Regions from separate parts of the Mus musculus genome. Here regions 1 and 2 are each linked to region 3. Evidence: chromatin loops called from intact Hi-C (ENCODE). Cell type or tissue: heart. All regions are shown on one strand. Links, peaks and the distances in the headings refer to the core of each region. The heading gives the core; the rest is flanking DNA. Region 1 overlaps Ccdc146 (coiled-coil domain containing 146). Region 2 holds the start of Phtf2 (putative homeodomain transcription factor 2). Region 3 holds the start of Ccdc146 (coiled-coil domain containing 146).

What was found. Hi-C counts contacts between places; a loop is a spot of excess contacts. Peaks named below come from ENCODE experiments on the same cell type or tissue, not always from the same donor. Only the 100,000 strongest peaks of a DNase experiment are listed, where the experiment ranks them.
Region 1: a loop joins it to region 3, with 8 times the contacts of the local background. A loop is called at or near these places in 27 of 42 quality-filtered maps.
Region 2: a loop joins it to region 3, with 2.6 times the contacts of the local background. A loop is called at or near these places in 3 of 42 quality-filtered maps.

The regions. Positions count from the first base shown.
Region 1 is chr5:21,322,401-21,332,993 of GRCm38, reverse strand. It overlaps Ccdc146 (coiled-coil domain containing 146), which reads left to right. Exons shown (of 19, transcript NM_029195.1): 4 at 2,245-2,454; 5 at 10,193-10,250. Among named protein-coding and RNA genes, the nearest start is that of Fgl2, 45 kb to the left of the region's middle. RefSeq lists an enhancer at 1,883-3,840. In heart, for the core only: a CTCF peak has its summit at 6,302 (motif pointing left); a DNase peak (open chromatin) is centred at 3,163; H3K4me3 peaks cover 1,496 bases; H3K27ac peaks cover 4,604 bases.
Region 2 is chr5:20,877,056-20,887,648 of GRCm38, reverse strand. Phtf2 (putative homeodomain transcription factor 2) reads left to right here and starts at 5,525. Exons shown (of 18, transcript NM_172992.3): 1 at 5,525-5,693. It overlaps Tmem60 (transmembrane protein 60), which reads right to left and starts at 5,196. Exons shown (of 2, transcript NM_177601.3): 1 at 4,994-5,196; 2 at 779-1,460. The coding sequence starts at 1,410. The coding sequence ends at 1,009. In heart, for the core only: a CTCF peak has its summit at 6,183; a DNase peak (open chromatin) is centred at 5,288; H3K4me3 peaks cover 4,349 bases; H3K27ac peaks cover 2,856 bases.
Region 3 is chr5:21,414,309-21,424,901 of GRCm38, reverse strand. It overlaps Ccdc146 (coiled-coil domain containing 146), which reads left to right and starts at 225. Exons shown (of 19, transcript NM_029195.1): 1 at 225-337. It also overlaps a transcript of Fam185a not described here. In heart, for the core only: a CTCF peak has its summit at 4,075 (motif pointing right); no DNase peak of the experiment used is centred there.

The sequences.
Region 1 (10,593 bases), core at 1,517-9,516, 93 kb after region 3:
CCTTTTATCGTCTCTGTACTTCTTCCTTATAACAAATGGGACCTGTCTTCATTTGTCTTCTCTCTGAAATCTGGGGCAAAGATCAGAGTTCAGGTGGTTTTAGAAATCACTAAAGAAGAGGTTGTGAATGTGTGAAGAAGGGAGACTGAAAAGGAAGAAACCAGGTGGATGGGGTCATCTGTGGCTCATGTTGTGGGCCCAGTGTCACAGACTTCTGACTAGAGAACAATTACAGCTCTGCTACCAGGAAGTGACAAAGCCAGGGTACTTGTCCACTTGTTTGCACCACTCATTAGGAATTACTCCTGAAGAAAAGAGCTCTTGAACTTTGAGATGACAAACGTGCATTTCTCAGGCAGAGTAGGCGCTGATGTGTGTATGATGACTATTGAAGATACTTTGGACAAGAAGACCCCTCTCCAATTGTCATTCAGAAGTATAGTTCTGTGAGAGCTTAAGTTCAAGTCAGTAGAAGGTCAGAAGATGGGCATCCACAGAATAAGCCATCAGCTTTGCCCAGAGCCTACTACTTGCCACTGGGTATTGAAGCTATTTCTCTTTAGTGACAAGCTATCAGTGCAGGACCAAAACTATGTAGTGACATCTTCTGCTTCCAGCTTGTGTTGTGAAATAGCTACTTCCCCTCTGCTGCTCACAGTTTACCTCCTCCAGAGCCTTTACTTCCTTCTCTACCTATTACAAAACCCACCACTCTCTCTCAAGCCCATTGGAAAAGCACAGTGAAGCAGACACTATGTTTTTGTGGCTAGGGCTGCAGGCAGGCAGATATGGGTTGGAAGTACTGAACCCACATCGACTGAGCTTTCCACAAGACTACATTAGAAGTTAAGTTCTCTCCTCCTGACACTGTATGTCACACGAGTATATGTGTAAACTACCACCTATGTTCTGACTGGAAGCTCACTTCTGTGTTGCCCTCCTCTCCATGTGGAAGAACTCTAGGGCCTGGAGACCTGTCATTGTAAGGAGCCCAGGTTATGCCAGATGAACACAATGTTAACATACAAGAGCACCGAAGCGTAAGAGAACAGCTCCCATTTCCATTCCCGGAAATTGGAGGAGTTTTCACCAGTATTGCTCTGCTTGCTCTCTGGCACCTACCATAGTTCCTGGAACATATGAGGCTCCGATAAATGTTTGGCTGGATGCCACTAAACACATGACACAGTAAAGCGTGAGAAAATAGGGTAAGGGAAGCCTGTTACCTCAGCTAAGACAGCCTCAATCCTGTTTTAGGACATCTTTGCAAATAAGCTGAAACCTAGAGATTTTTCTTGGTAAGAACATTTAATAGAATACACACATAGAAGTAGGTGTTAGCTTTAAAATAAAATAGCAAAGGCCTGCCTATGGCTGCTGGGTAGGGGATCACTAATGTGAGGGTGTCTGAGACAGATAGGCCATGTAGACTATAAGTTGGGTGCCAGTACTAGTTTGTAACATGCAAGACTTCTGGAATATTCTTGGGATCAGTCAAGTATAACTTTTCTTATCTATCCAGATCTGCAGCCACTTCTTTAAACCGGGACAAGGTCACAGAATACAGCTGGGTTTTTAGGAACTCTCTTTTCTGTGATAGTCAAGACTATTTTTAGCCAAGCATCAGGGCAGGATTAAAAGCTGATTAATGTGCATAATTTTATAGGGGAATTTTTCCTAGTTTCCCACTAATGGCTGTTAAAAAGAGTGCTTAATGTCTTAGATCTGTAATGAAAAAAGATCTTGGTTCAGTCTTACTTAGAGAATTAAAAGCACAAAAAAAAAAAAAAGGAAAAAGAAAAGAAAAGGAAAGAAAAAAGAAAAGAAAAGAATTTCTGGGTTATTTGAGGGGCCCATTACTTTTTTTTTTCCCCTTCCTTGGGAGCCCTGGTCTTTCTTCAAAGTCAGAGGGAATATCCTTTGGATTACTTGCCTCTACTCTGCTTCTGCTTGCCCCTACTCTGGATCTAGGGACCTCTGGAGGAACTTATGAGGGGACACTGCAGCTGACTGTGTACCTCTCCCAGCTAGAGGGTGGGTGACTCAGGCTAGTCGCTGAGCCTTGTTCTTGCCAGTGCTGAGACTTAGTATGACTGATCAAACTGAATCCAGGAGTAGGAACATCTGTGACATGTTCCCATCCTACCCCCAAATCCTCTCAGGAATACGGGGCGGGGGGAAGGAGGGGTGTCCTGAAGGTACACACGTCCCCCCTATCAATATCTCAATGTCTTTGAAACCCAGCACGCAGGAGTCTGAGGTGCAGCTACTGGAGAACGCCAAGCGCTTCACGGAGCAGATCCAGCAGCAGCAGGTCTGTCTGCAGCAGGCCGAAGACTTCCCCAACGTCTTCACCACTGAGGTCTGCAAACTTCGGGAGCAGCTGCTCAAGTACCAAAATGAATACACGGCAGCGCAAGAAAGGGAGTACAATATTCAGTACAGGCTGACTAGGTGAGTCCCCGGGCGCCCTGGAGACAGCTTCACTGTCCCATAGTCTGTGCAGGCTGACTAGGTGAGCCCCCGGGGCCGCCCTGGAGACAGCTCCACTGTCCCACAGTCTGTGCAGGCTGACTAGGTGAGGTCTCTACTTGTTGGAGACAGGCTGTTTCCACATGACAAGTTAATTTGGGAGAGGGTTTAGGTATAAGAAGTCTGAGCTAACAATTACAAGCCCGGTTACATTTCCCCTTGGCTCCCTTCACTAAAAGATCACACAAGAGCTGGGCAAAGAACTCTGGAAACTGAAATCCCTTCCATGTTTGGAGCTTTGGAAACTGCTGGGAGGTGGGAGGTGGGGGGAGGGAGGAACAGAGCGGCCTCTTTGCTCTCCTGCCCTTCCTCTTTTGTCCCTCTCTTTTCCTGTCTCCTGGATAGCTGTGGCTCCTGACATCATGTTGCTAGGCACCCAGGTCACATCCCTTCACTTTATCTTCTAACACAGCAGCCACAGGACCCTGTAAGTTAACTTTTGTCCCTTCTTACTAAAGAAAAGTGACATCCTCATGGAAGAGTCATTTGCTTATACAGACCTAGAGGGGACTCACTCAGTGAAGCAAAGCAGGTGCCAGTGGGAGAGTGAACCTGTTTCCCAAATACCCCCTGCTTCCATGGAAGTTCAGCTTGCACCTCTGCATGGTGACTGGAATTTTGAGCTGTGATGTGCCAGTGCTGTGCCTGGGTGCTGGGAAGAAAGTTGAACCTGCCCTCCTAGAGTCTGTTTCTATTTAAGGTGGAGAGCTTTGGCTATTTTTAACAGTATGTAGAATTCAGACACTACAACATAACTCAGCCCTGCATGGAGACAGCAAATGCCTGAGTGGCTTCCAGGCAACCATGCGAACCCCCGGACCTTGAGATTTTTCCTTCTGGCTTATTTTTTTCAACTGAGAGATAGATAAAGGAAGCAGTTTAATGAACAGAATTCTATTCAGAAAGAAAAAGAAAAATAGGCGGCTTTTTTTTTTTCTATGTGTCTTTCAGTCTAAATTTGTTAGGACTCTCCAGATAGAACTATAAAGGGAAAACCAGCTATTTCCGTGAGCACTCTTTCAGCTGAAGAAAATAATGAAATTAAAACAATTGGTGGTTGTTCATTAGTCTTGCAAATAGGAATTCGTGACATTTTGTGAAAGGGTACAGAACACATAAGTCAGCTGGTTTTTTAAATTGTTTAAAATTTCCAAGTATTCCTGCCAAGAAAAAAGAATTGGGGTGGGGGTGGAGGGTTTCTTGACTTTTAGGTATAGACAGGCAGACTGTTCACCAAGCTCCTTAAGATAGGGGAAGGGTGGTGTATTGTCACTTACGATGGATGAGAACAAAAGCATGTGGCACTTTACAGTGAGCAGACCTCCTGTATCCTCTAATATCAATATCTCCAGAATTAATAAGCTCATCTCCATAAAAACAATTTTGTTAGCAAAGGGAATTCCAGGGAAGAATAATGGGCTTTGTGTTTGTTGTCTGTTGCCTTCACACACTTGATATTATGTGGTACAGAAATAAATCCACTCAACACTCCCGGGGGAAAAAAAGTAGGCATTTCCATCCATAGATAAAAATAAGCAAAGCCAATGAGAGAATGCTATTCATCCAAATATACAGATGATGTTGGTCAGTTCAGCACAGTAAACTATCATTGTATTCAGGGCCTAAATAATACAAGCCCAAGTGGCCAACATCCTCTACCCCAGCATCTTCAGGAACGTCTGAGTCACTGGTGACTGGCAAGAGCAACATCAAGTTACTTTTACTTTGGCTTCTCTCCTCCTGGCTGCTGCCACTGCTGGCTCCTCCTGTTCCATCTCTTCCTCTTCTTCTGTCTCCTTCCTCTTCTTATACTTTTTGAGACAGGGTCTCAAAAACCAGACCAGGCTAGCCTCAAAGACACAGAGCTCTGTCTGCCTCTGCCTCTGCCTCTGCCTCTGCCTCTGCCTCTGCCTCTGCCTCTGCCTCTGCCTCTGCCTCTGCCTCTGCCTCTGCCTCTGCCTCTGCCTCTGCCTCTGCCTCTGCCTCTGCCTCTGCCTCTGCCTCTGCCTCTGCCTCTGCCTCTGCCTCTGCCTCTGCCTCTGCCTCTGCCTCTGCCTCTGCCTCTGCCTCTGCCTCCCAGGTGAATTAAGGGCATGGCCACCAGGCCCAACAGCTGTTTTCACACAGATTAAGCTTTTTAATAGATGCTAATGGTTAGTAAATTGTTTTGATTAGTTAATAATTAATCTGTGTTACACAGTTTTAGTTTAGGGATCATACTTAAATATAGATAAATAAGTAGTTAAATCATACTGCAGAGAGCTTATTTTGCAACCAAGGAAGTTGTTATTTTTCTAAAAGCTTTCTCTGATAAAGGTTCCAATATTCTCTCCAACGTTCCCCTTTCCTGTTGCCTTTTGAGTTTCCCTGGTTTCCAGTAGTTCTTGAAATTTGGGCAGTCGGTACAACTTGTTTCTTGGTCTAACTCTGACATTTTCTGACAAGCTTTGGTCAGTTGGGGAAGCAAGGCAGTAATCAGTGACCTCCAGCATGCTATGGACTGAGAGCAGCAACCCTCAAGCTGGGCATGTGCAGGAATGTCCTGGTGTCTGGGTGATTCTCTCAGTTTCAGTGACTAGTGATTGTAGCCTTCAGGCAGGTTTGTTCAGTTAGGAGAGAACAAGGGTTATTTGAATATGAGGCTAAGAGTTAACATGTACTCACTCTAGTATGTGGCATGTATTACCATAACAAAATCCAGTCTTGTCCCAGCAATGCCATGCGAAAATGAAAATCTAAAAAAAAAAAAAAGTAAAACAGGTTAAATGTAATCTGTCAACATTGTGACATTATTTACAAATGTAAAAAATTGAACGTCCCTCGGAGCTCTTGACTCTAGCTGCATATGTATCAAAAGATGGCCTAGTCGGCCATCACTGGAAAGAGAGGCCCATTGGACACGCAAACTTTATATGCCCCAGTACAGGGGAACGCCAGGGCCAAAAAGTGGGAGTGGGTGGGTAGGGGAGTGGGGGGGGGTATGGGGGACTTTTGGGATAGCATTGGAAATGTAATTGAGGAAAATACGTAATAAAAAAATTTTAAAAAAATTAAAAATTGAACGTCATCTGAAGTTTTGAAAAGCTGGTTGTCTTTCAGCAGGTTGTATTCCTGTATTCTGTTGCCTGGCATCAACTCTGGAGTCCCCATACCTGTCACAGCCAGAACTGTGCTGGGGGGAAGTACTTATCTCTGGTTTTTGTTTTTGTTTTTTGTTTTTTGTTTTTTGTTTTTTGTTTGTTTTTGCACAACCTGGCAAAACTATGGAGCGTAGAAATGTGTGTAGATTCCTGCATAGGATAGGCCTGGTGTGTGATAAATAATGCTTAGAATCATTTTATCATAGTATCTCCTCCCAATAGAAAACCCTGAGAATAACTATTCAATTACTAATTGTGGAATCTGTTTAGCAACTAGGAAAACATTATGTAATTTCGACAAAAATACACTCAACCATGCATATGCAGTTAATATAATTTTACTAAGCATACATGGAAGAATGAAAGGACCACCATGGTACACAGTGTTATTCTTTGAGAATAGAAGAGTGCACCTTTTAAAGGAAATAAAAGTCCCTGTTTCTTAAAGGAGAAATTCCTTAATAGGAATACAACCAGCCTTCACAGTCCTAGATAACTAACCATTCTGTTTGTTCAAAGAAAACGCCATTTTGTATCTATTTAAAGAGAAGACTGCAAGCCCTTATCTTGGGTTCATGTTAGTTACCACCATTGTTTCCTTCATCAGCAATGGCTGGCAGCACTCAAACACCCCCTGGTGGCAGCATGCCCAAAGTGCTGTGTAGCAGGTGAAGGGAAAAGATAAGTCTAAGGACCAAGTGGTAAATACTCAAAACTGAAAAAAGTCAGCTTGAATCTGTGCTCATTTATATTAGGTTCCATGTGTCAGGCATCATGAAACTATCATTAATGTACATCATTACCAATGAAAATATGCTAGAATAAAACCTGATGCACAGATGTGTGTCTACCCGTGGCTCCTTGTTCCTGGATCTTCTAATTGGTAGGATCGGTTTGATTCAGTATGACCACAATGCTCCACCCAGCCCAAATCTCATCATAGAGTTAAGTGATTCTAGATGCTTTAAGTCTGGCTGTGTTCTCTTGCTGACCAGACACAGCATTGCATGGAGAAGGCGCTGCGATGATAAGACTGCAGCAGGGGGTGGAATCGTTGGAGAAGGGGAAGCGTCAGATAGCCCTGTGATCAGGCATCAGAGCTTGAGTGAGTCTAATGGCGCTTTTCCTGTCCACTCTAGCCCTTTGAAGGAGAGGCAGGGCAGTATTAGATGGAATTATTTTCCATCTTTCACCCAGAAAGTCAGAGCCAACTAGACTTGGGTGTTTTAATTCTCCCAGGCTGCTTAGATTCTGATAAAACCCTCCAAGTTTACCCTAGAGATCAACAGAGAAAAATCCAACTCTTCTGAGCTTCCTGATGAGGGGTTAGACAAAGCTTATGGATATAAACTAGTTGCTCATGAACTTCCTGGCTTACCCTCAAGCTGCATATTTGTAGATCTGATCCCACACAGCCCGCAGAAACTTTGAGAACTAGCTAAGTGGTCAGTCAGCTCTCCAGGTCCCAACAGGAAAGCTCTAGCTAGCAATGCAAAGGTGCTGAAAATTAAATCAGTCTAAAAACCATAGTTGCCAGCAGCATTGGCTGGATCTTTTGACCTGACCTGAACTGAACCATGTCTACTAAAGCCAAAATATTAACTGTTTTCATGTTTCTGAGTAAAGCCTAGAATCCCATCACATAACCATTCAACAGTTTTCCCATATGAAGAACCAGGCAAAGAGAGCTCAGCTTGCCTAAGAGACAGCAGATGTCAGCCTGCATGCTAGAGGTTCCTGAGTTAAGTGACAAAGACCTCCCTGCAGCTTTTACATGCACACACCAAAAAACAACTCCAAACATCAAGACTAACGGAGGAACAAAAGTCTCAGAAGCTGCATCTTAAGAAGAACATCTCTCGATGTCATTTATTTCCAGCTGATTCAGTTTTTCACTACAAAAGTAACCCCAAAACACAGTCTTAGATGCAGCCAAATACTTCTAAGTTGTTCATGTGGGGATTTTATAACTGAGAAATACAGTAACTGAAAAGTTAAACAATCAACCGATGGGTGAACAGAAGATTGAAAGTAAGAAAAGTCAGTGACTCCAAGATAAATAGAAAATGCTCTGTCTGGAAAACAGAGAGAGTAAAGAGAGAGAACCTGAGAAGCCCATGGGACAGTAGCAAAAAGCTCTCACACCGCAAAAGAGGCAAGAAGTGGAGAAGACTCAAGAGTAACTCCCCGGCTTGTGCACTTGGACACGAGATGGGGTAGACAATGTGAGGCTTCAGAGGGGAACAAAGGGACTCTAACTGGAAAAGTCTGGCTTTGTCTACCAAGAGTTGAGAAGTGAAAACTTGCCAGTTGAGAGAAGTTCCAAGGCTGGAGATACTGACTTGGAAATCATTGCTTGTCACTGGAACTTTGGAAACAGAAAGGGGAATAGAAAGGTTAGGCTCCAGTGCCTCGGGGAAACAATAGTACATAAATCTTACTGTGGCTGTAGAGGAATGTGACGTGTATTTATGACCTGGTGTGATAGTGCACGCCTTTAATCCCAGCACTCAGAAGGCAGAGGCAGGTGGGTCTCTGCGAGTTCAAGACCAGCCTGGTCTGTGTAACACGTTCCAGAACAGCTAGGGTTATGATGATGATGATGATGTTGATGATAATAATGATGATGATGATGTTGATGATGATGGTGATGATGATGATGATGATGTAATTATTTTATTTACTTATATCCCAACTGTGGCCCCCTCCTGGTCCCCCCTTGAAGAGTTCTTCCCCTCACCCCCTCCTCTTCACCTCTGAGGGGATGCCCTCCCTAGATATCCCCCCACCCCTGGAGCATCAAGTCTCCACAGGATTAGGTGCATCCTCTCCCACTGAGGTCAGGCAAGGCAGCCTTCTGCTACATAGGTGCCAGAGGCTTTGGACCAGCCTGTGTTTGCTTTTTGGTTGGGAGTGGCCCTATCTTTAAAAAGGGGGGTGGGGAAGGGAAAAGTGTGTTTCTCGTTCTGACATAGTTCAGTGAAAGTCAAACAGCCCCCATCCTGTGTGCTTGCCAAGTGGTTTCCATTCAGTGTGGCTGGGAAGGCAGGTGACAATCACCCTCCATTGTCCCCAGTCCAAATGCAAGGGAAGCTATAAAATGCAACCTTCTTATGTACTCAGGAAGAGGGAAGGATATGACAGATATAAAGTGTGTTTGTCACAGGGACTAAACACACATGCTCCAAGAGCCTCTGCTTAGTTTCTTCTGCTCCAATGCTCTATGTCTCTCAGTGGTGCTTCTCTGTAATACCATTCCTGAGGAATACAAATGTCATGTAAAATGTGGGAGCTCTTGGGATGACCCTTATTCACAGCTGTGAACATCTGCAGGGTCTTCCCTTCATGATGTCCATGGTACTTTCCCAACTCAGATGTAAATAACATGAAGCAATGGGTCATTCTTCCAGCAGCTCTATTTCTCTGTGTGACTCTTTATTTAGTATACAAATTATGTATTTCAAAGAATGGAAATAGGAATCAAACCAACTTGGAACCATCCGCTATATTCCTGCTACTAATTATCAAGTGCCAACTATCTTCTAGCAATGGTGGCGCAGTGTAAAAAGAGCAAAGTCTCTGTCCTTGCAGAGCTAACACATGACAAAATACCAGGCAGCGAGGAGCACACATGGAAGAATAAAACAAGCCTGGTGGGGATTGTTAGTACTGTGTTAGGAGGATGATCCAGAGTAAGCCAGGCAGAGGAATCGGGCAGGCCAGAGAGCCTGCGGTTGGAACAGATTCAGGAAGACCAAGTTGGCGAGAGGGAAATGTGTCAAGCAGCAAGACTGGAGAGGCAGATGATGTGGAGTTTCAACTTGGTCCAGGTTTGACTAGATGTTATTGAGCAGAAAATTGATGGGATCTTGTTCATGTTGCTAAAAATCACTGAACTGACGGAGGGTTGAATATCAGGGGCAAGGGTGAAGTCAGGCAAGGCAGAGCCTTTGGAAGGCCCCAGTAGTAATTCAAGGCAGAAACATGTAGACAGGAAAAAGTCCAGAGCCTGCCTGGGAGGAGTCCTAATCCACAGGGATGCCCATGATCCAGGACACTTATAATAACATACCCAGAGAGCTGGCGTATTAGGTACGAACATATGTTGCTGCTGGAGTGTGGGCAGAAGGAAACACCTAAAGGCCAAGGAGCGTCAGAGCCATCACTGAGAGAGGCTAGGATGTGAGGAGACAGCCTGGGAACCCTCTAAGAGAGAGGGCACTAGGATGTGAGGAGACAGCCTGGGAACCCTCTGAGAGAGAGGGCACTAGGATGTGAGGAGACAGCCTGGGAACCCTCTAAGAGAGAGGGCACTAGGATGTGAGGAGACAGCCTGGGAACCCTCTGAGAGAGAGAGCACTAGGATGTGAGGAGACAGCCTGGGAACCCTCTGAGAGAGAGGGCACTAGGATGTGAGGAGACAGCCTGGGAACCCTCTGAGAGAGAAAACAGGAAGGCGCAGGACAGAAACAGCTTACTCTTTGGTACATTTTGTCAAACATGGTATTTTCTTTTGGCAGCTTAACAGAAGAAAAGAGTATCATATTAAAGGAATTTGAGAAGATACCTAAGCCAGGAGTAAGTATTAGAGTTTATTAAATTCAGCTGTATTCAAAAATCCCTTTAAAAATAATAGCACACCCTGAGACATTTGAAGCACCAATAATCCAGATGCCACGAGGAAGATGGACATCCTTGTGAGCAGGCCCAAGCCAGGCATGCTATAGGCTTTCTGTGCTGGTGTCTACACTAGGCTGTGCTTAGTCACAAAGCAGTACCTGCTTTGTTTCTAGAAGAAAATAAGTTTCTGTGCCTGTCACTTAAGAACATCTCTTCTGTTGTTACTGCACTCAGAATGTCCTGAGCTTCTCAGACCTGGTTCATAAAGACAACACATCACTGTCACACCATGACCAAGGCA
Region 2 (10,593 bases), core at 1,709-9,708, 540 kb after region 3:
GTGTTCTCTTCTGGTCTCTAGGCACTGCTGCAGACACATCAGTACACATGAACTCAAAACTTTCAGAAGGATTGCTGGAACAACATTATGAACTAACCAGTACCCCGGAGCTCTTGACTCTAGCTGCATATGTATCAAAAGATGGCCTAGGCGGCCATCACTGGAAAGAGAGGCCCATTGGACACGCAAACTTTATATGCCCCAGTACAGGGGAACGCCAGGGCCAAAAAAGGGGAGTGGGTGGGTAGGGGAGTGGGGGTGGGTGGCTATGGGGGACTTTTGGTATAGCATTGGAAATGTAAATGAGCTAAATACCTAATAAAAAATGGGGAAAAAAAAAAAAAAGGATTGCTACCTGGATTTTATTGGCATTTGTTAAGTACCTTGTTACGGTAGCCACATAGTTTTTCAAAACTGACCACTTTGAATGAGGCACTATGTCTGAGACTTCCAAGACAAATAATTGGCATAACTAGTTTCTGATAGACTGGGAAAGTAGGTTCCCTAACTTCAGTAATAGGCAGCTCATCATCCTAAGCAGGAGGAAGCGCAAAGTGAGCCCATCCTATATAAAAATGCCACCCCAAGACTGAATTGGAACATGAGGTGGCACCCCTAAATATTTCCATAACCAATTTTCCCCTTCATAATTTAAAAGCATATTTACTCTGTTTATACAGAGCCACAATCCAGTAAATGTATCCACAGTTATTTAACTAAAGACTTTGTATTTACATCAAGTCCTGACTATACACAAGGTAAGAGGCATGTGGAAAAATGAGGTCAGAAACAAGCTTTATTTACACAGGGATAAAGATATCAACTTAGATTTTGAATAATTTAGCTTTGGATTGGCTACAAGTTCGTGCCACACCAATCCTGTTTCATAGTAGTTTAAGACTACACTTGATATTTTCCCTTAGTTCTGTTATCCTTTAAACTTGCAAACATTTGGAATACTGTATAGCTTGTTGAACAGCAACAGAAATGAGACGATGTACTCGGAGGTCAGTCTCTCACAAAAAAGACATTATATCCAAGTTCTGTTAGAGCGCCAGCCAGTAAGGCCCATAAAGGAATGAAGACATAGGAAAGATTCATGGTAGTAAACTGTTCCAGTTTAGCACACAGTGCAAGGCAGAAGGCTAACTTAAGTAACATTGCAATGAGGTACCAGGCTTTTTTTTTAATATTGTGCGATCCATGTCGAGGGTCAAAGCCAGACTTACACCGTCCGGCCATTTTCACAATCAGCATGACAAGAAGGATAGTGTCAAATATCCAGACTGGAATAAATATGAGGAACCAATTCCACGGTGCCTTCTCATCCAGTTTCAACACCAACATGATGAGGAAGAGTAATGTGAAAAGCCAGGTGAGGAGTACTCTCTGAGCCAAGGACATTCTCATTTAAACAGTTTAAAGAGGCTGTTTCGGGGATGAAATAAGGGAGACACACCCTGAAAAGAAAAAAGGTCACAATTTGATGGCAGAAACCACTTTGATTCCTAGTAAAGTTGCCTGATTCTCACTTCTCAGAGTCTCTAATTTGGAAAACATTCTAGCATTCAAAACCTGTTTTAGCAATAACCAACTATGTCTGCACACACATTCATATTTTCAATTCTGAATCATGTGTAAGTGTGTGGGTACTGCAAGTGCCTTCAAGAGGCTGGAGGTGGAAGATTCTACCGGAGCGCGGTTTAAGCAGCTGTGAGCCTCCCAACAGTGGGTGCCGGGAACAGCTCTCCAGTCCTCTGGAGGAACAGTCTGGCTTTTGTTTGTTTTGTTTTTCGAGACAAGGTTTCTCTATGTAGCTCTGGCTGTCCTGGAACTCACTCTGTAGACCAGGCTGGCCTCGAACTCAGAAATCTGCCTGCCTCTGCCTCCCAAGTGCTGGGATTAAAGGCATGCTCCACCACTGCCTAGATAGCAGTCTATGTTCTTAGCTGTGTTAACTGCGAAGCTCTCTTTCCAGTCCTTGCACCATTTCTTATAGTCCACGACTGACTTAAGATAGTGTGGACACTGGGCATGAACCTCATTCATGAGCAATTGGTTCCTTTTCAGTGTTATCAGGTCCAAGTCAAGCCTTTCGATGCACCACAGGGATGTTCTTAACCTCTCTGCATACTTGCAAACTTAAGAGTTTTGCATTTAATTTCAAGAGGTGCTAAAATAAAGCACCCGAGGTCAACACATTGAAACATGTTTTTTGAGGCAGGATTTGTGTATAGCCCTGGCTATCCTGAAACTCTGTAGACCAGGCTGGCATCAAACTCAGAAATCCACCTGCCTCTGCCTCTTCAGCACTGAGGTTAAAGGCATGTGCCCCACTGCTGGGTGCATAATGAAGTTTTTGAGGATAGAATGACTGATATAAACTTTATATAGTTTTTATAAACAGCAAGACTGAAGAGGTGTCACTGGCTAAATAATCCACACAGGACTGATAACTATACTTGCACATAATCCTTGTTTCTTGTATTTTTAAGTATTTCCTTGCTAGAGCAGACCACTAAAAAACTTGGGATTTTGTTATTACCCAGTGTTTAAAGATCCAATGACAGGGGCTAACTTTTATATCACTGTTCTCTTTTATTTTAAAATAGATTTCTTTTAAAAAAAACTTTTTATGTGTATGTCTACATGTGTGTGCCACATGAGCCCAGAAAAAAAATGTTCAGTGCTAAGATTCCTTCTGAATGTGAAGATTACCTGGCACCCCTGGTTGGTATCGCCTGGTACTAGAGTTACAGGCAGTCCTAATCGCCTTATGTAGGTACTGGGACTTGACTCAGGTCCTCTGATAGAGTAGCAAGCATTTTTAGCCAACAAGCAATCTTTCCATTACCCAGAACCTTAGCTCTGTTACTCTAGAATGCATCCTTATGCTTGGAAAGCCCAGTACCCAGTACCTCTCACTGCCAGAATATTTTTAATTTCTCTTATTTTTTTTTCAATGCTAGTATCACTAAGATAATTCTTAAGAACTTCTACTTTCAGTTGGGAATTCATTAACTTATACCTTAGCTTAAGGTATAAAGATGTATCTAATCTTCATGTATGGATTTACATTTCAAGATTTTTTTTTAATCGAAGCCTTGCGACCTTTAAGTGGAAGGGCAGATACAATGGGAATCAGAAGGCAAACTACATGCAGTGGAGTAAGGCAGCTTACTCAACAGAGGGCAAGGAAATGGCAAAAGCTGAGTAACATTTTATTCCTCTGATCACGTGGTCATGAGAGTGTGAGAGGCACAAGTAGGAAAATTTCCTTCTCTCCTTCCACCACCCAGGTCCTGGGGACTGAGCTCAGGCCATGGGCCTGGGTGGCAAGTGCAGCATTTACCTGCTCTTACCATCCCAAGAACAACTAAGTAGGAAAGTAATCTCCATGACAAAGCCACTGGCAAAAGACAGAGTGAAGACAGGCACACAGGAGAGAAGGGAAAGGTCACCAGGGGGAGAGGTAAACAAAAGGTGAGAGTGATGCAGGAGAAGCAGGGACAGACAAGAAGAGCTGTGGTCAATCTATTGCTAAAGTCTGCACATCTCGAGGATGCTAATCTTGGTAAACACACACCTGTTGAACTTTAGCAGTTGGATGCTGATGTCCTAGCACCTTCTCACTCTCAACTATTAGCAGTTTGTTTAGTTTGCAAATGCTTTGGACTGCAGGGATTTGGCAGACAGAGCTCTGCCTACATAGCCTGGCCAGCCTAGAACTTTGCTTACATAGACCAGCCTGGCCTTGAACTCTATCTAAAGAGCTACCTGACTTGACTCTGCTAGGACTTAAAGGCACAGGGGTATAAGGAACTGCTCACATTAGGTTAAGTCACGGAAGGCAATTTTCTGTACCAGTCTTTTACAAAAAATAGAATATAATGGAATGAGATTAAGTTTGGAAGCAGAGGTGGAGATGTGGGCAGACTGCTTAATTAACTGTGTGTTTTTAATCCTGTGAATTATGTTTGCTCAGTCCTAACCTCTGATTTGGTCAATTTAAAGAACCTTTAACAAAGTTTTGTGATTATTAATATCCTTAAACACAACTTTTCTATATGGTACAGGATAATACAAACTTTTTTCTCCCCCATCCCCACCCCCTTCAGGAACAAGTGCCAAGTCGAGTGCAATGACTATAGGCATTTTAGGACAAGAGGTGAAAGGAGGCCAGGGCCTAAGCTTATTGCGGTTACAAGTTTATAATTGTGGGTGGAAACAAAACTCGGTTGTAGAAAAGTATTCTCAACAATGGAGATGACCTTCCTGACATTTAACTGACGTTTAAGGATTACATACGCTGAACTACAGTGGTAATACAAGGTTCCAATTTTACAAAGACATACTGTTTTAATAGAATTTATTTGGTTTTTACCACCATTTTCTCTCTATGTGTTGGTCCAAGGCTAAGATTTGCTCAATAGATATTTCTCACTTAAGGTGGTTATATCTGTACACAGAAGGTGTTTTTTTGTTTTTGTTTTTTTTTGCCCGTATGATTCCGGATCCATTGTTGAAACCTTCAGAGTTTCTTTCCCCACACATGGAAATACACACCTGCATCTAGTAATTAGTTGTGCGTAGTAGACTCATCCAAGGTCCTTCCCATACCATTCCATTTCCCTTCTCCCGCTACTCTTAATACTTATAAATGAACTCTCCTTACCCGAAGACAGCTCTGTTTAACCAGCTCACAATTTCCTTCTCAAAATAAGTGGCCTCGCTGCTTACAACTTGGTTGACTTTAGGGCTCATCTGCCCTGGAACGTGAGGATCCTGCTAAACTATCCTGGTCTTTGGTTTGGAAATGCCCATGGTGGTTTCGCGGGAATATCTGGACTCTCCCAAACTCATGCTGGAATTTAATGCGTTTTTTGCAAGACGCATCCCATAGCCGTCGTGCAAACGCGCCCGCACGCAGCATGAAGGGGTGAGGTCACCCGGAGGCAGCACGGACAGGACAAGGGCCGAGCTCCCGACTCACCTGGTAGAGCGGCTGGCCGGAGAGCCGAGAGGGCAGCGAAGGTCGGGAAATCCGCCAGTTTGGATCCTAATCCTCTTCCACACTTTTCCCCCCATTAAATTCTTAGGCCCTCACATGATAATTAAGGAGAAGACATAGTTCCGCCTCTCCAAACAGCCGCAGCTGAGGCCCTCCGCACCTCAAGGTTCCGCCCACATCCGGGGCTGTTCCCGCCGCCCTTGGCCTATCCCGGAGAGCAGAGCGAACGGCGTTCGGCGCTCACGGGCCCGTTTTTCTTGTTTATTGGTTCATTTGGCCGCCAGTAACTGACTGCCCTCCGTTTTAGAGCGATAAAAAAGGGAGGCAATGACCGCGCCCCCTGGGCCCGCCCCTTAGTCCTATAGGTTGGTAGAAAAGTCAGTTTTCCGATCACGCCCGCCGTCGGGCCCGCCCTCGCTCGCCGGGACCCTCCCACCCCTCTCGCCCGGTCCCGTAACCTGCGGGCTGCGGCGCAGACTCCGTGGTCATGCGAGGAGCCGCGGAGGAGGCGGGGCGTCCCGGGAGGCGGAGCGCGGTGCGGGCGGCGCGAGCGGCGCGAGGGTGGAGGCAGCGCGCCGCCGGCGGCGGGGCTGTAGCTCTTTGGGCTCCAGCGGCGGCACTAGCCTTCGCGACTCTGCGCGTCTCCTAGCCGCTTCCCAGCGGCGCGGCGCCGGCGGCTACGGTAGGCGCCACAGCTCCATGCTCGGCGGGCCATGTGGAGGTCGCCGCACTCTGACAGGATCCCAGGGCTGTGCGGACCGGGCGGCGGAGCGGCGGGCGGGATGGGGGCGCGGGCTTCGTGGTCGCCGTGGCGCCCCCTGCCACGGGCACCTGCGGGCCCCGCTCGGCCGCGGCCCCCTCCCTTCGCCGGGGCGCGGCGGCTGCGGGCCGGAGCTCGGCGCGGTGTGGGCGCGCGCGCCCCTGCGCTCCTCTGGCTTGGGGTCGCGCGGTCCCCAGAGGGCGTGTGGGGGCGGCGGGTGGCCGGGCCGGGGCCCACGCGAGGTCCTCTAGCGGCCCGAGGCGCGCGCGGGCTCGCGGAGCGGTCGCCCTGCGTGCAGGCACTGCCCGCGCGGAAGGGCAGCTGCTGCTCCCGCAGCTCCGGCGCACGGGAGTTGCGGCTCCTACAGCGACCGCGGAGGGGCGGCTACCCGAGTCTCGCGCGTGGGCCTTGGCAGGGCATTTCAGGTCTGCAAACAATGCAGTGGTCCATAGGCATGCTTCACCTTGTTTCCGCCTCGTGTTGACAGCCAGCGTTCTAGTATTGTTCTGGTATTGTGCTTTCTAACTCATCACTGCCTTGTTAAACTTCAGGAATCATTTTGTTAACCATTTTATTTTTGTCCGGAGAACACCTGGGGACTGTATTAACATGTGCTACTGGGAAAGTACAATGTGGAGCAATTAATCTTCCTTGTGGGTTTTACATACTTGGGTGTATGTAAATTAGGTATGCAATTTACAATTGTTTTGTCAGTGGTAGACGTTGCTTACTTTGATGTTACTTTACGTGTAATACTTTAGTAATTTTTTATTGCTTTCATCAAACATTTTTAAGCGTTTCTTGCCTTTTTTCTTTTTCCGAGTCTTTGATTTTAAGTGATTATGAATTTGCTAGGTACTTTTGTAAATCGTTTTTCCTAACACTGGACTTCCACGTGCACTTTAGCTCAAGTCCTAACTTAGGTTTGGTGTACAGGCTATAGATTAAAAGGGAAAGAAACGGGTGTTTCTGTGAGTTTTATGATTCAGACTCTAGACCCCAGAGGAAAGAAATCAGGAGGTCCGGGTAGACTGAGCCATGTCTGGAACCAGAAAACAAGGTGGTTCCAGGAAATTTCTTAAGTTTTTCCCTCTTTGGAAGTAGTCTGCCTCCTGCACAGGGAAGCAGTTGAATGCATTAGATAGTATCAGAACTATCTAATGTTGGGTGGCGAGGATTCTGAGTTTTAGTATATTGTAGTAGATCATAAAAATGTATTTATTTCAAGTGCATCTAACTGTGTGGGCAGTCTTGCATAGCCAAGCTTGCAAGAGTTAAATATTTTAAAGGTCAAATTGGCACTGGAGAGTTGATGCTAAAAATAAAGATGACCTGAACAGTTTTTAAGTGGAAACCTTTTTGGCTTGTTCAGTTTATGTATAATTGTAGGGAATATGTAATGCATATATCGTCACTAAGAGAATTTATGTTAGTATGTTGAAAAAAATGAAGATCATAAATTAGTTGGATTATTTATATATTATATTATGTCACATAATCCAATGAGTAATTACTATTCTCTATTATTACAACTAAGATTTAGTTAACTAATGGTTCGAGATTTTAATGGTAATAAGTTGATAGATTCACTTGTAACCAATTTAATTACAAGGACTACATTTCAAGTATGCTTTTGGACTACAGTTAAATGGGAGTAGACTTGGTAGAAAGAGACTAATAGACAACAGTGTTGCGGGGTGATAAGCTGAGTCCAAGCTCTTTCTCTTGAAACACTTTCAGATCACTGTGTAAACGCAATTTTGAGTGTTGTTAAAGATGTAGGGACGAAGTCAATCACTGTCACTCTTCTTAGGAGTCAGCGGGTTTGTTTTTTTTTTTTTTTTTTTTTTTTTTGGTTTTCGAGACAGGGTTTCTCTGTGTAGCCCTGGTTGTCCTGGCACTCACTTTGTAGACCTGGCTGGCCTCGAACTCAGAAATATGTCTGCCTCTGCCTCCCAAGTGCTGGGATTAAGGGCATGCGCCACCACCGCCCAGGACTGCCAGGCAGGAGTCAGCGGTTTAAGAGGAGCGATACTTAAACAAAGGATAGCACCTTACTGTGTTGTGACTGTGTGGAATCTGGCTGACTTTATGGAGAGTTTAAAGGATAGGTACTTGGGTCACGTGTGGTAGCATGTGCCTTTAATTCTATCTAGGTTTTGAGAGCCAGAGACAGGGAGATGTCTGGATTCTAGGACAGCCAAGTGTACATAATGAGACCTGTTTTAAAGCAATAACGACAAAAACCAAACCAAAGGGGTTGGGGAGATGGCTCATTGGTTAAGAGCACTGGCTGCTCTTCCAAAGGACCAAGGTTCAAATACACATGCGGGCAAAACATCAGTGCGCATAAAAGTAACACTGGCTGCTCTTCCAGAAGACCTGGGTTCAGTTCCCAGCACTCACATGGCTGCTCATAACTGTAACTCCAGTTCCAGGAGATCCAACATCCTCCTCACCCAGACATACATGCAGGCAAACCATCAATGTAAACTTAAAACAGAAAGAAAGAGAGAGAGAGAGAAAGAAAGAGAGAGAAAGAAAGAGAGAGAGAGAGAGAGAGAAAGAAAGAAAACCAAACCAAAACAAGATAGTCACTAGAGTTTGAATACCTGTTGATCTTTTTTACTGTGAGCATGATACCACATCAGTTTCCTTATTTGTTGAACAGAGAGGATAGTACTTGTAAGTGAATATTAAGTACTAAATAAAATGATAAGCACTGAACAAAGAAGGAAGAACATGTATCTTTTATTTTTTAAGAGAATGGTTGGGAGGTCCAGGGAGGAGGTTTCTTTTTTTTATTATTATTAGATATTTTCTTTATTTACATTTCAAATGTTACCCCTTTCCTGGTTTCCCCTCTGAAAATACCCTCCTCCTACCCCCTTCACTTCCCCCCGCTCACCAACCCACCCACTCTGGCTTCCTGGCCCTGGCATTCCCCTCCACTGGGGCATAGAGCCTTCACAGGACCAGGGGCCTCTGGGAGGAGCTTTCTTGAGCATTGGAGACTTAAGTAGTTTCCATAAATAGAGAAGGAAGGAAGATACTCCATACAGGAGAAGACAGTCTCACACCATGAGTCTAGCTTGAGAGAATGGGAATTGTAGCATTATATATAAGTCCTTGTATATCAACAATAAATGCTGATTTGCATAGATTGTGTCTCGGCAGAGTGAGTATATCCGATTTTGAAAATCAGAAATTGCCAAATAATCATTTTAGTTATTTTTTTTTTTTTTTTGTTACTGTGACAAAACACCACGACCAAAAGCAACTTATAAAACGTATTTAATTTGGGGCTTATGGTTCTATAGGTGAAGAGTCTGTGACCATCATGGTCTGGGGAGGCTGGCATCAGGCAGCTGGAGGGTCCTGAAATAGTAGCTGAGAACTTACAAGTTGATCCACGAGCATTAAAGCAGAAAGAAAGAGAAAAACTGGAAATAAATGGGCTTTTACCCCCAAGTGACGTAACTCCTACAACAAGGCCATCTCTCCTAACTCTTTCTTCTCTAACAGTTGCTAACTGGAGGGCCTAAAATAAGTGAGCCCGTGGGGGCCGTTCTCACTTAAACTATGACATACACTTAGAGAAGCAGTCTGTCTGTTATATTTTTACCTAATAGTTACCCTTCACTTATTTTCCAAGTGCCTATTCAGTACATTTTTAAACATGTCTGATTAGTCACCATTTCATTGAGCTTTTTCTTTCTAAGCTGTATATGAAGACAACAAAACACTGGCAGAAGCCTTTGCACTCTATTTTGCCTCCTTTATATAGGAATCTTTTTTGTTTGTTTGTTTTTTGTTTTTGTTTTTTGTTTTTTTTCGAGACAGGGTCTCTCTGTATAGCCCTGGCTGTCCTAGAACTCACTTTGTAGACCAGGCTGGCCTGGAACTCAGAAATCCGCCTGCCTCTGCCTCCCGAGTGCTGGGATTATAAAGGCCTGCGCCACCACGCCCGGCTATATAGGAATCTTAAAGTGGCTTTTGTTGTTCCTAATCTCTGCCTAGTCTAGAAACTCCTATATCAGCCGATTTCCTCCCTCCCTCCCTCCCTTCTTTCTTTCTGTTCCTTTTTGAGACAGGGTCTCATTATGTAGCGTTAGATGGCCTGGAACTCCATATAGACCAGATTGGCCTTGAGCTCAGATTCTACTTACTCTGTCTGGGACTAAAGGGATGTGCCATGTGCCAGCACAGCCGCTTACTATCTTAAAACCAGCGTGGGATAGGTTGGTGGGGCAGAATGTTTTCAATTGGGACTGCACTTGAAACTGAGAGAAAGGGTCCATGTTTATATTTATCTTGTTAGCATGGAACTCTACAGACACTGGGTATATAAAACTGAACCATCCTCACTTGATCACCAGAAATATCTGAGTAAGATGCACATACAGGTGACATTTAGGACAGCCGTATTTTCAGTTCAGGTTGTTAGTGTTATGCAAGTAGCTGGAAAAAAAATCCATAGGTTTGCAAAGAAAATGCTGACTGCTTCCTAAAGCAGGTATTTTCTTCCTCGGCAAGAAAGAAAATATGCTGGATTTAATTCTGAATAGTGAACTTGAACTGGGGCAGGAAATGGCTGTGGCTGAAGAACTCCCTGATAATAATCATAGCTAGATTAAATTTGACATTTAGTGAGAGGAAGTAAAGAAAAGAATGCAGTTTTCTGGATGTAGAAGCAGTAGAAGAACTATTGGGAGTTTATCTGCAGAAATTTTGAAGACTAATAGTAGGCACTGATAACATTTAATAAAAAACCTCAAATGAGCTGATAATAAAACAATAAAAGATAGCAAAACTGTATGAA
Region 3 (10,593 bases), core at 870-8,869:
AACATCAAGGTGTTCTGGTAACTGTGAAACTACATATCCCAGGAGACAGTGCGCTGAATACACAGACTGACAGCCGATTGGTAGAGGAGCCCCCGCTCCCCCCTCGTTGCTTTCCCGTTGCTTCAAGCCCATTGGCCAAGAGAGCAGAGAAAGAAAAAAAGTTAATGTAACTGACCAATAGGAAGAGTAGAAGGGACGGGATAAACTCAGCTGTGGTTACTTTGGATACCAAGGACGCGACTCTTAGGAGAGGGTGAAGTTTTGAAGTGAGACCCCAGGGACCAAAACACACGGAGAAAAATAAGAGTTTAAACAAGGATCAGGACCAAAAGAAAGGGTAAGAAACAGCATGTTTATAGATGGGAATCAGATTCAAAGTTAGGAATACTTTCTTTAGGTAGTTAGAACCAAAGGTCACCAAACTAATGTGGATTCCCTGGGAATAGAGAATCCCCCTCACAAGAGACCTTAGCATGAGAGGACAGACACGTTCTGTTGCTTTCTCCCTTCTCTGTCCTTTAAGGGAACTCCCACTTAGGTAAAAAATACTAGATAGAAAAAGTGTTAGAAGCCAGGTATGGTGGCGCACGCCTTTAGTCCCAGCACTCAGGAGACAGAGGCAGGTGGATTTCTGAGTTCGAGGCCAGCCTGGTCTACAGAGTGAGTTCCAGGACAGCCTGGGCTATACAGAGAAACCCTGTCTCGAAAAAGAAAAAAGAAAAAAAAGGAAAAGAAAAAGTGTTAGAATTCTGGCTCTTTCTTAACTGTAAGTAGTAATCTTAGGCCAGTCATTGGATGCCTTTGGGTTTTACTATTTGCTTATAAAATGATGACACTATCTTCCTTGTCTTGTGTAGAAGTTTTTTTTTTCGTTTTTACCACATTTATCAAATGAAACAATGGACAACAAAGCAGTGCACAGTATACAAAACAAAGTATTTTAGGAATGGCATATGTCTACGTTGCTAAGAGATTTGGAGACATTTGAACTTGGTTAGAGGACAGTCTTGATCTCTTTCCCTGCAACTGGTCCTTGGCCTTAATGGTAAAATAAAATCTCTCTCTCTCTCTCTCTCTCTCTCTCTCTCTCTCTCTCTCTCTCTGGATCATAAGACTTGTTAGGGGATGTCAGAATTTTTTCCTGGTCCTGTTGTATTATCTATGGCACAAGAAATGTTTCTTCAGTTTTGATATAAGACAGACTGTGCTAAATAACTCTATAAGTTAACTCTTTTTTTTATTATTCAGTAGGCAGTAAAGATAATGGGAAATGGGGGGTGTGGACATTATTTCAGCCATATTTGCCTATTCTTCTCCCCATTCTACAAATAATTCCCTAAATTCCTTACATACAGATTTAACTAATTGCAAGTCCAGTGTGATGGTGTTCACTTGTAAGTTTTCAGAGTTTGGGAAGCTGAAGCAGAAAGATCTCAAATCTGAGGCCCACCTGGACTATATACGGAGAACGTTGTGACAAATAAAATACACAATAAGTAAATAAAATGATACCTTTAAAGATCAAAACTCTCAGCCAAATATGGGACCCCAATTCTTTGAACCTGAAGTGACAGATGGATAGATAGACTAGGCTAAAGTCCTCCCCAGCGTCCATGTTGTTCTCTTAGTGAAGACTATGGTAGTGGTGGTGGCAGTGACAGCCCTGCCCTGCTGTCAGCCATCTGAGAAGAAGGCCCCTATCCTTGAGGACCTCCACCAAGGTGAAACCTGTCCTTGACTTTGCTGGAAAAAAAATGTTGGGAGAAGCTAATGTGAAAGAGGGTTGATTTAAAATAGATTTTAAACAAGGGTTTAAGAGCACAGGGGTTGCTAGAGGTGACTGATCACACAGGGAGAGAAAGAGACACACCCAAGAGCACAGGTGTAAGCTCCCTTGAGCTTGCCCTAAGTGACTTAGCAGAAGTGCTCCAGAGTCACTCTTTTGCTGACTCTCATGTTATGCCTCAAAGGATTTCTCTAAGAAACTTCTTTAAAACCTTTCTCTTCTTCTTCTTTTTCAATAAGTGAGATTATAGGATTACTCTAGAGATGTCTTGGATTGGGTTACAGTCCTAAAATAAAACTGTGTGTCACAAGAATTGTAAAAGGGAATTAAAACATGTCCTTTACTAGAAGTAGGGTTTTGGGTAAGATTTCTAGAAAACTGTTGGTTTATAGCTGAGAAAGAAGAAAGAACACATATATTTAGGCCTTACATGTGATCCATTGCTCCTTCAACAATGTAACTTGAAAGTATCACTATGTAAGAGACTGGTGATCCTCATCGATAATGTTGACAGCTGTGTTAGAACTCTTCATCTTCAGCTGGTGAGACACACTGGTCAGGCTCTGGAATGAGGGCTCCTTTTATTCCCAGTTCTCCATCATGTTCCCGTGTTTCTCTCCTGCCTCAGTAGGCTATAAGATAGACTTTATGATAAGCAAGTGCTCACTCAGTGAGTAGCGCCATTGGCTTTGTGTCCCATGTGGACGTACGTACTCAGACGAGCCTTCAAGTTATCTTTTTTAAATGAAAACCCAAGAGTCATACTTTGACATTTGAAAGAGGCACAAGCAAGTTGAAACTGCGCTCTGATTTGCTGTGGACGTGCTGCATATATTTGGGCCGAATATGCATCCTTAATAAATCATCCTGTTCCTATAGTCACTTTTCCTTTTCTGAGGAAAAATAACTTAATAGAACTGACAACTGAGCCATCATGATATCTGTGACACGGTCATTATTTCATTACTTTCAAGCAAAGGAACTAAAACGTACTGAAAGACTACCTTCCTGCTTTTATGAGGGTGGAACCCGAGAATCTGGTAGAGATTAAGAGTGACGTAAGATATTAGTTACCAATGCCTAACAAGCTAGTCAGTATCAAACTTGTCTACCTGTAAAAGTGAGTGATATAGTTTTCAAAGTATGTTCCCGTGTACCATCTCACGGTTTTCTCACAAAAAGCTATTAAGAAGGATAGTTATTCTTCTCCCTGCATGACAGCTGAAGAAACAAGATTCAGAAAAACAAGATGAAGCCATTATGACCCCCAAAACTGTGGTTCTGGGGGGATGAGAGCATTAAATTACAAATGTACAAGATTTTTTTGTTTTGTAGGACTACTTATTAATAAATTATTTCTCTGCTGGTGAGATGAGCCAATTCAACCCAGATTAGATTATATTAAATTCCGGTTTATTGCTCTTGGGTGGGCAAGTTCATTGACCCCAAGGAAGGGGGAGAGAGGGAAAGAAAGAGCACACACACACACACACACCACACACACACACACACACACACACACACACAAACACACACACACACACACACACACACACACACAGAGAGAGAGAGAGAGAGAGAGAGAGAGAGAGAGAGGAAAATGTCTGGATTATATAGGGAAGAGCCCCTGGGGGAAGGGCAGCCCAGCCCCTGGGCTGCAAACTTCAGGGGTGGAGGCAGGATATGCCAGGAAGGGACTGAGGGATGTTGGGAGAACCTGGAGGCCACATCTGCTTTGATATGTTAAAATATGCACCTCACTCCCTTGTCTTGGAGTCTGAAGCCAAACACTTAAAAGAGTTTGAAATAATTTAAAAATCTAAGTGCCCCTAAATGAGAGAGTAATGCTTAAATAAATTTTATATTTGTAATATTATAAAGAAATCTAAAAATAATATCCTGAAATAATCCATAATATAATATTGGGTAATAGAGTACTTAGTAACCTTTGTGTATTAGTTCAATCTCAATTCTGTAACGGCAATAATATATTTAATATAGAATTACATCACAGAAACAATTCCAGAAGGATGCACACCACCTTATAATGATGGCTATCTATCTCTAAGCCACGAGGTTAGATGATTACATCATTTGCATGTTATCAGTAGTGATCATGTTTGGCATTTTTAATGAAGAGAAACAGTAAGGCCTTCTTAGTGTGTACTGTTGCCTAAGGCTGTCTTAGAAATGTAGGGAATTTCTTAGCATCCAAACATAAATGCAGTTGTGTAGAGAATCTCCTACCAAATCAATGTGAAAGGTGGTGACTTTGTTATTACTTTATGTTCAATTCATGGACAGCAGAGGGCAGAAGAGTTTTCAGAAGAAAAGGTAATCAGACCAAGGATTAAGTAGCTCAGTTAAAGGGATGAAGGCCACCAAACTGTGCTCGATTCTGAATTACAGATAATGTTTAAAACAAACAAAAAAACTTCTGCAGTTTCTGTTATTCTTATAAGACAATAATACACTCAGAAACCTAAGAGCTATCACTTCTGAGAATATATAATGAATACGCAGGTGGACCCACTTGGAATCACCTTGTGAAACTGCCAGGCTAACCATACCTGTGAATTGTGAATCAGCTGAGCTCGCTGGCCAATTTAAAACTTCAGGGGAAGCGTTTGGCATCTCACAGTCAACCGTGATGTTGGCTGCACAATTTTCCAATGCCCCTTTGAAGATATTTAACTCCTGGTTTACTTTTTATTTGAGTGATATTATATTTTAAATGATTTTTTCTGTTTGTATTGAGATGACCAGATGGTCGTTTTGAAATGGACTGTGGTGTGGTGATATCTCAGAATAATTTAAATATTGAACCATTTTTCCTTCCCTGGATGAGCTTTAATCATGTTGTGATCTTTTCTGTATAAGTTGGTAGATTCAACTAATGGATCAATGAGAATTTTTGTATTTTATTTTATATGAGCTATTAGCCTGAAATTTTCTTTGACATTTTTTCTTCTTTTAGGTATCAGGGTAAATTAGGAGGAAAGTGTTCCATCTTTTTTCTTTCTGAGAGAATTAATTGGTATTGTGGTTTGCTTTTATTTGTTTTTCTCAAAAATAAATCCACTTTCTTGGTTTTGTTTTTTGGATTTATTTATTTTATGTATGTATATCAGTGCTCTATCTGCATATACGCTGGCATGCCAGAGGAGGGCATCAGAACTTATTCTAAATGATTGTGAGCCACCATGTGGGTGCTGGGAATTGAACTCAGAACCACTGGAACTCAGTGCCCTTAACTGCTAAGCCATCTCTTTAGCCAAATATCTGGATATGTGTGAAATTTGCACTCTCTCATGTGTGCCCCTTAGCTGTGTTTGCATGCTGTGCATCTCTTCAGTCTTTGTACATCATCCTGGATTGTGTACTCAAATCTGTGTTCACGTCTGCTAATTCTTTCCTAGTTTTAGCTAATCTTGTATGGAATGTCCCTATAGGGTTTTCTTAGTTTTTAAATTAGGTTTATTTTTTCTTATGTGTTTGGATGCTTTGCTTGAATGTGTGGCTATGCTAGGTACCATATGAGTGTCTGGTGCCTACAAAGATCAGAAAAGGGTGTCAGATCCCCTGAGAGCTCTCATGTGGATTCTGGGAATCCAACCCAGGTTCTCTTCAAAAGCAACCACTAGGCCATTTCTCTAACCCCACATTTTCTTCCTAATGGCTGTGTCTTCTTTTGGGGGGTTGATTTGGTTTTTCTACAAATCTGCTTTCTCTTTAAAATTGCCCTGTGTGTTGTAGTTCTTTTTTAGTTTCAATGTTACATCTTTGAACTGTTTTGAAATTCAGTTACACTGTGTACAACTTACATGTTGCTGTTTCTCTTTTGTGGTCTCCCTCTCTTGGGCTTTCTTTCCTACCATGGCCTCTATATCTGTTATTGGTCTCCCATCTCCAATAGGAGTTAACTGTTGAGGAAGTCCTTTCACAACTAAGTTAGGATGATTCCCTCCTGGCTGGTGAGGAGCAGCTTCATTCAAAGCCTTTTAGTTTTCTGGTCATGGGAAAGTTTTTAATTTTTAACCATTTCATTTGTCTTTAGGTTTTAGCTTTTTAAAAATAAACTAGCTCATTCATATAGGAAATGAATGCAAACTATAAGGTAAAAGGAAATGTATAATGAACTGAACATATTTTTGCAAAATCTCAATTTAAGAATTAAGATACTTTCGTTGTGGGTTTTTTTTTTTCCTCTGTTTATTTTGTGTCCTTCCTGTGGGCTGAACTGAAATGAGGACCAAAAGACTACTCAGATGCAGAAATTGGAGGGAAATCCGGTTTGCTTTTGTTCTGTTGGTCCTGCCCCAAGGCCAGTTCCACTCAAATTTGCACTGGCATTGTCAGGTCATACAGACACCCAAAAGTACGACAGACACTGAGCCTTTAATAGAGAAAAAGGGTGGGGACTGGGGTGGGGTGAAGATATAGGGGATACCCGTGCTCTTTTCTTTTTTCTTGCTACTTGGCCTTGTGGGACTGAAATATTGGGCACTAAATGACAACATAAGGTAAGGTTATGTGAGAACCTGGTCTCTCAGGTTCAAAGGAACCACAACAAGCTAGGAAGAGTTACAAGGGAATTTCATATGAGACCTCGGGAAAATGATGCTTGATTTTACATCTGATCTCTACAAACACCCAAAATGGGCTTCACCTCTGCATAAACATGGAAGACAGCCAAAAATTTAATTAAGACTTGAAGAAGTTGACAGCAGTAAAACACCCAGCTCTCAAGACAACTTTGAATTTTGCATTTATATAAAAAGTCATTCCACATAACAAAGGCTTTGGAAAGAAAACATTACAACCACTCTCCACAGAAGGCAGATAATTGTGGTCTGAGTGTAACTAAACTGCATGGCTATAAACAGCAAACAAACTGAGTAAGTCTTAAGGAGACCCAGAGCTTTACAGAATAGTATTTAAAACATTCAACATCCAAGCAAAAATTACCCAACAAATCCAACATATCAGAAACAGTCTGACCAGTTTTCAATAGGAAAAAAAAATCAACAAATCCATCTTCATAATAGGTTTATTTACATTATCTAGAAAAACTTTGAACCAATCCAGATATCTCTCAAATATGAGTGGGAAAACAAGTCTCTTGCATCCATTTGAAGAGGTGATAGCCTATGAAACAGATAAATGGCAAAATTCTTTTTAAATTTTATTTACTCTTTTTTTTTAACACTCCAGATTTTATTTCCTTCCAAGTTTACCTTCTGACTGTTTCACATCCCATACCTCCTCCCTGCCCTGGGTCTTCATGAGGATGTCTCCACCCCCACCCCCACCTCACCAGACTTCTAAACTCCCTGGGGCCTCATGTCTCTTGAGGGTTAGGTGCATCTTCTCTGACTGAACCCAGACCTGGCAGTCCTCTGCTGTATATGTGTTGGGGGCCTCATATCAGCTGGACCACCTAGTTAGTGGTCCAGTGTCTAAGAGATCTTGGGGGTCCAGGGTAATTGAGACTGCTGGTTCTCTTACAGGATTGTTTTCCTACAGGGTCACCCTCCTCCTCAGCTTCTTTCAGCTTTTCCTTAATTAAACCACAGTGTCCAGCAGCTTCTGTCCACTGATTGGGTGCAAATATCTGCATCTGACTCTTTCAGCTGCTTGTTGGGTCTTTTGGAGGGCAGTCATGATAGGTCCCTTTTTGTGAGTGCTCCATAGCCTCAGTAATAGTCTCAGGCCTTGGGACCTCCCCTTGAGCTGGATCCCACTTTGGGCCTGTCGCTGGACCTTCTTTCCCTCAGGCTCCTCTCCATTTCCATCCCTGCAGTTCTTTCAGACAGGAACAATTATAGGTCAGAGTTTTCACTGTGGGATGACAACCCCATCCCTCACTTGATGCTCTGTCTTCCTGCTGGAGGTGGTCTCTATAAGTTTCCTCTCCCCATTGTAGGGCATTTCATCTAAGATCCCTCTCTTTGAATCAAGAGAGTCTCTCACCTCCTAGATCTCTGGTATATTTTGGAGGGTCCCCCCAACCTCCTACCTCCCAAGATTGCCTGTTTCCATTCTTTCTGCTGGCCCTCAGGACTTCAGTCATTTTCCTTCACCCAATACCAGATCATGTCCCCCCCTCCCCAATTCCCTTTCTCTCCTAGGTCCCTCCCCCCCTTGTGATTGATTTTTTTCTCTCCCAAGTGGGACTGAGGTGTCCTCACTTGGGCCCTTAAGCTTGTTGAACTTTTTGAGTTCTGTGGACTGTACCTTGGGTATTCTGTACATTTTTTGGCTAATAGCCACTTATTAGTGAGTGCATACTATGCATGTCCTTTTGGGTCTGATTATCTCAGGATGATATTTTCTAGTTCCATCCATTTGCCTGGAAAACTCAGGATGTCCTCATTCTTAATAGCTGAATAATATTCCATGTGTAAATGAACCACATTTTCTGTATCCATTCTTCTGTCGTGGGACATCTAGGTTGTTTTCAGCTTCTGGCTATCACAAATAAAGCCATTATGACCATAGTCAAACATGTGCCCCTGTGGCATGGTGGGGCATCTTTTGGGTATATTCCCAAGAGTGGTATTACTGGGTCTTCAGGTAGATCTATTTCCAATTTTCTGAAGAGCCTCCAGATTGATTTCCAGAGTGGTTGTACCAGTTTGCAATCTCACCAGCAATAGATGAGTGTTCCTCTTTCTCCACATCCTCTCCAACATGTGTTGTCACCTGTGGTTTTGATCTTATCCATTCTGATTTGTGTAAGGTGGAAGGGAATCTCAGGATCATTTTGATTTGCATTATCTGATCACTAAGGGCTTTGAACATTTCTTTAGGTGTTTCTCAGCCATTCAAGATTCCTCAGTTGTGAATTCTCGGTTTAGTTCTATACCCCATTTTTTGATTGAGTTGTTAGCTTTTTGATTTCTTTATATATTTTACATATTAACCCTCTATTGGATATGGGGTTAGTGAAGATTTTTTTCCCAATCTGTAGGTTGCTGATTTGCCTTATTAACTATGTCCTTTGCCTTATAGAAACTTTACAGTTTCATGAGGACCCATTTATCAATTCTTGTTCTTAGAGTGTGAGCCATTGGAGTTTAGGAAATTTCCCCCTGTGCCATTGAGTTCAAGGCTCTTTCCCACTTTCTCTTCTATTGGATTCAGTGTATCTGGTTTTATATTGAGGTCCTTGATCCACTTGGACTTGAGCTTTGTGCAAGGTGACAAATATGGGTCTATTTTCATTCTTCTACATACAGACAGCCAATTAGACCAGTACTATTTATCAAAGATGCTTTCTTTTTTTCCATTGTATATTTTTAGCTTCTTTGTCAAAGATCAAGTGTGCGTTAGTGTGTGGTTTTATTTCTGGTCTTCAATTCTATTCATTGATCAACATGTCTGTGTCTGTACTACTACCATACAGTTTTTAATCACTATTGCTCTGTAGTACAGCTTTAGGTCAGGAATGGTTATTCCCCCAGAAGTCCTTTTATTGTTAAGAATTGTTTTCGCTATCTGGGGTTTTTTGCCTTTCCAGATGAATTTGAGAATTTTTCTTTCCATGTCTTTGAAGAAGTGTGTTGGGATTTTGATGTGGATTGCATTGAATCTGTAGATTGCCTTTGGTAGGATGGCCATCTTTACTATGTTAATTCTGCCAATCCATGAGCATGGGAGATCTCTCCATTTTCTGAGATCTTCTTAGGTTTCTGACCACACTGGTCTCTCCAGAGACGAACATCTGACTGAGTCTTGGGAGGGCATGGTACCTACTCTCCTTTGGGAGTTCTGCATCCCCAACTGGTCTCAACTGTACAGTTTCCAAAGCTCCTTTAGTAATAGCCTCATATCACACCTTAAAGAATTCTTAGGCTTTTAGTTTCCCTACCAAACTCAATACCTGTCTCTCACCACTCTATGACCTCTCCGGCCTCTGCACCTAGAGAATTCTCTTTGCTTGTCATCTGAAGGGATAAAAGTCGTGATGTCTTATTGCTGTTCCCAAATTCCCTCATCAGTGCATTGATATTCTTAAATGCCTGAGCTCTAAACTGTTTCCTTCTTTAAGGTAAGGTTCTGGGTTCATATGGTACTCTGAGGGGGCTGTGTGAAACTTTTCTCTCATCACCAACTCAGAAATTTATTTTTATATAATATAATTCATCCAAATATTTATTCATTTAAATTTATTTTATTTGCGTATTTATTTTATTTAGATTTGTGTTATTTAAATATTTATTTTGTTTAGGTTTGTGTTAGACTTATTTACTTATTTTATTTAGACTTAATTACTTACTTTATTTTATTTTTCTTGCTTCTTCCAATGCAAAGGTAGGAAAATTGGGTTGGTAAACTATTCTTCTAACTGGGTAATTGATAAGCCTTTGTCCTCTAGAGGAACTAGATTGGGTAAGTGACTCTATGTGGAGGAAGACTAATTTGAAGGTTGACTTTGGGTGGGTGGAGACAGGAAATGCCTACTTAACCAGAAAGGGAGACTGTGAACAACACAGACATGGGAGGGGCACCTGGCCCACTTCACTTGCTGTGCATGGTGGCTCTTCCCTGACTTGGAGTTGACTAAGGACTGTCTTGCTCACTTTCTCTTTCTTCAATACCCAATGTCCTGCACAATTCTAGCCCTTTGTTTTAGATCTTATGGTGTAATTTGAAGAGCAAACCTCCCATTGAAGTTTGCTATGCATTCACACTAATACCAGATTAGAGTTCTGGGATAAACTCCTGGACAGGACCAACTCATAGAGCTTGTGTGTTATTGAAATGTTAACAGAGCATCATATATGCAAGACAAAAGAACTGGC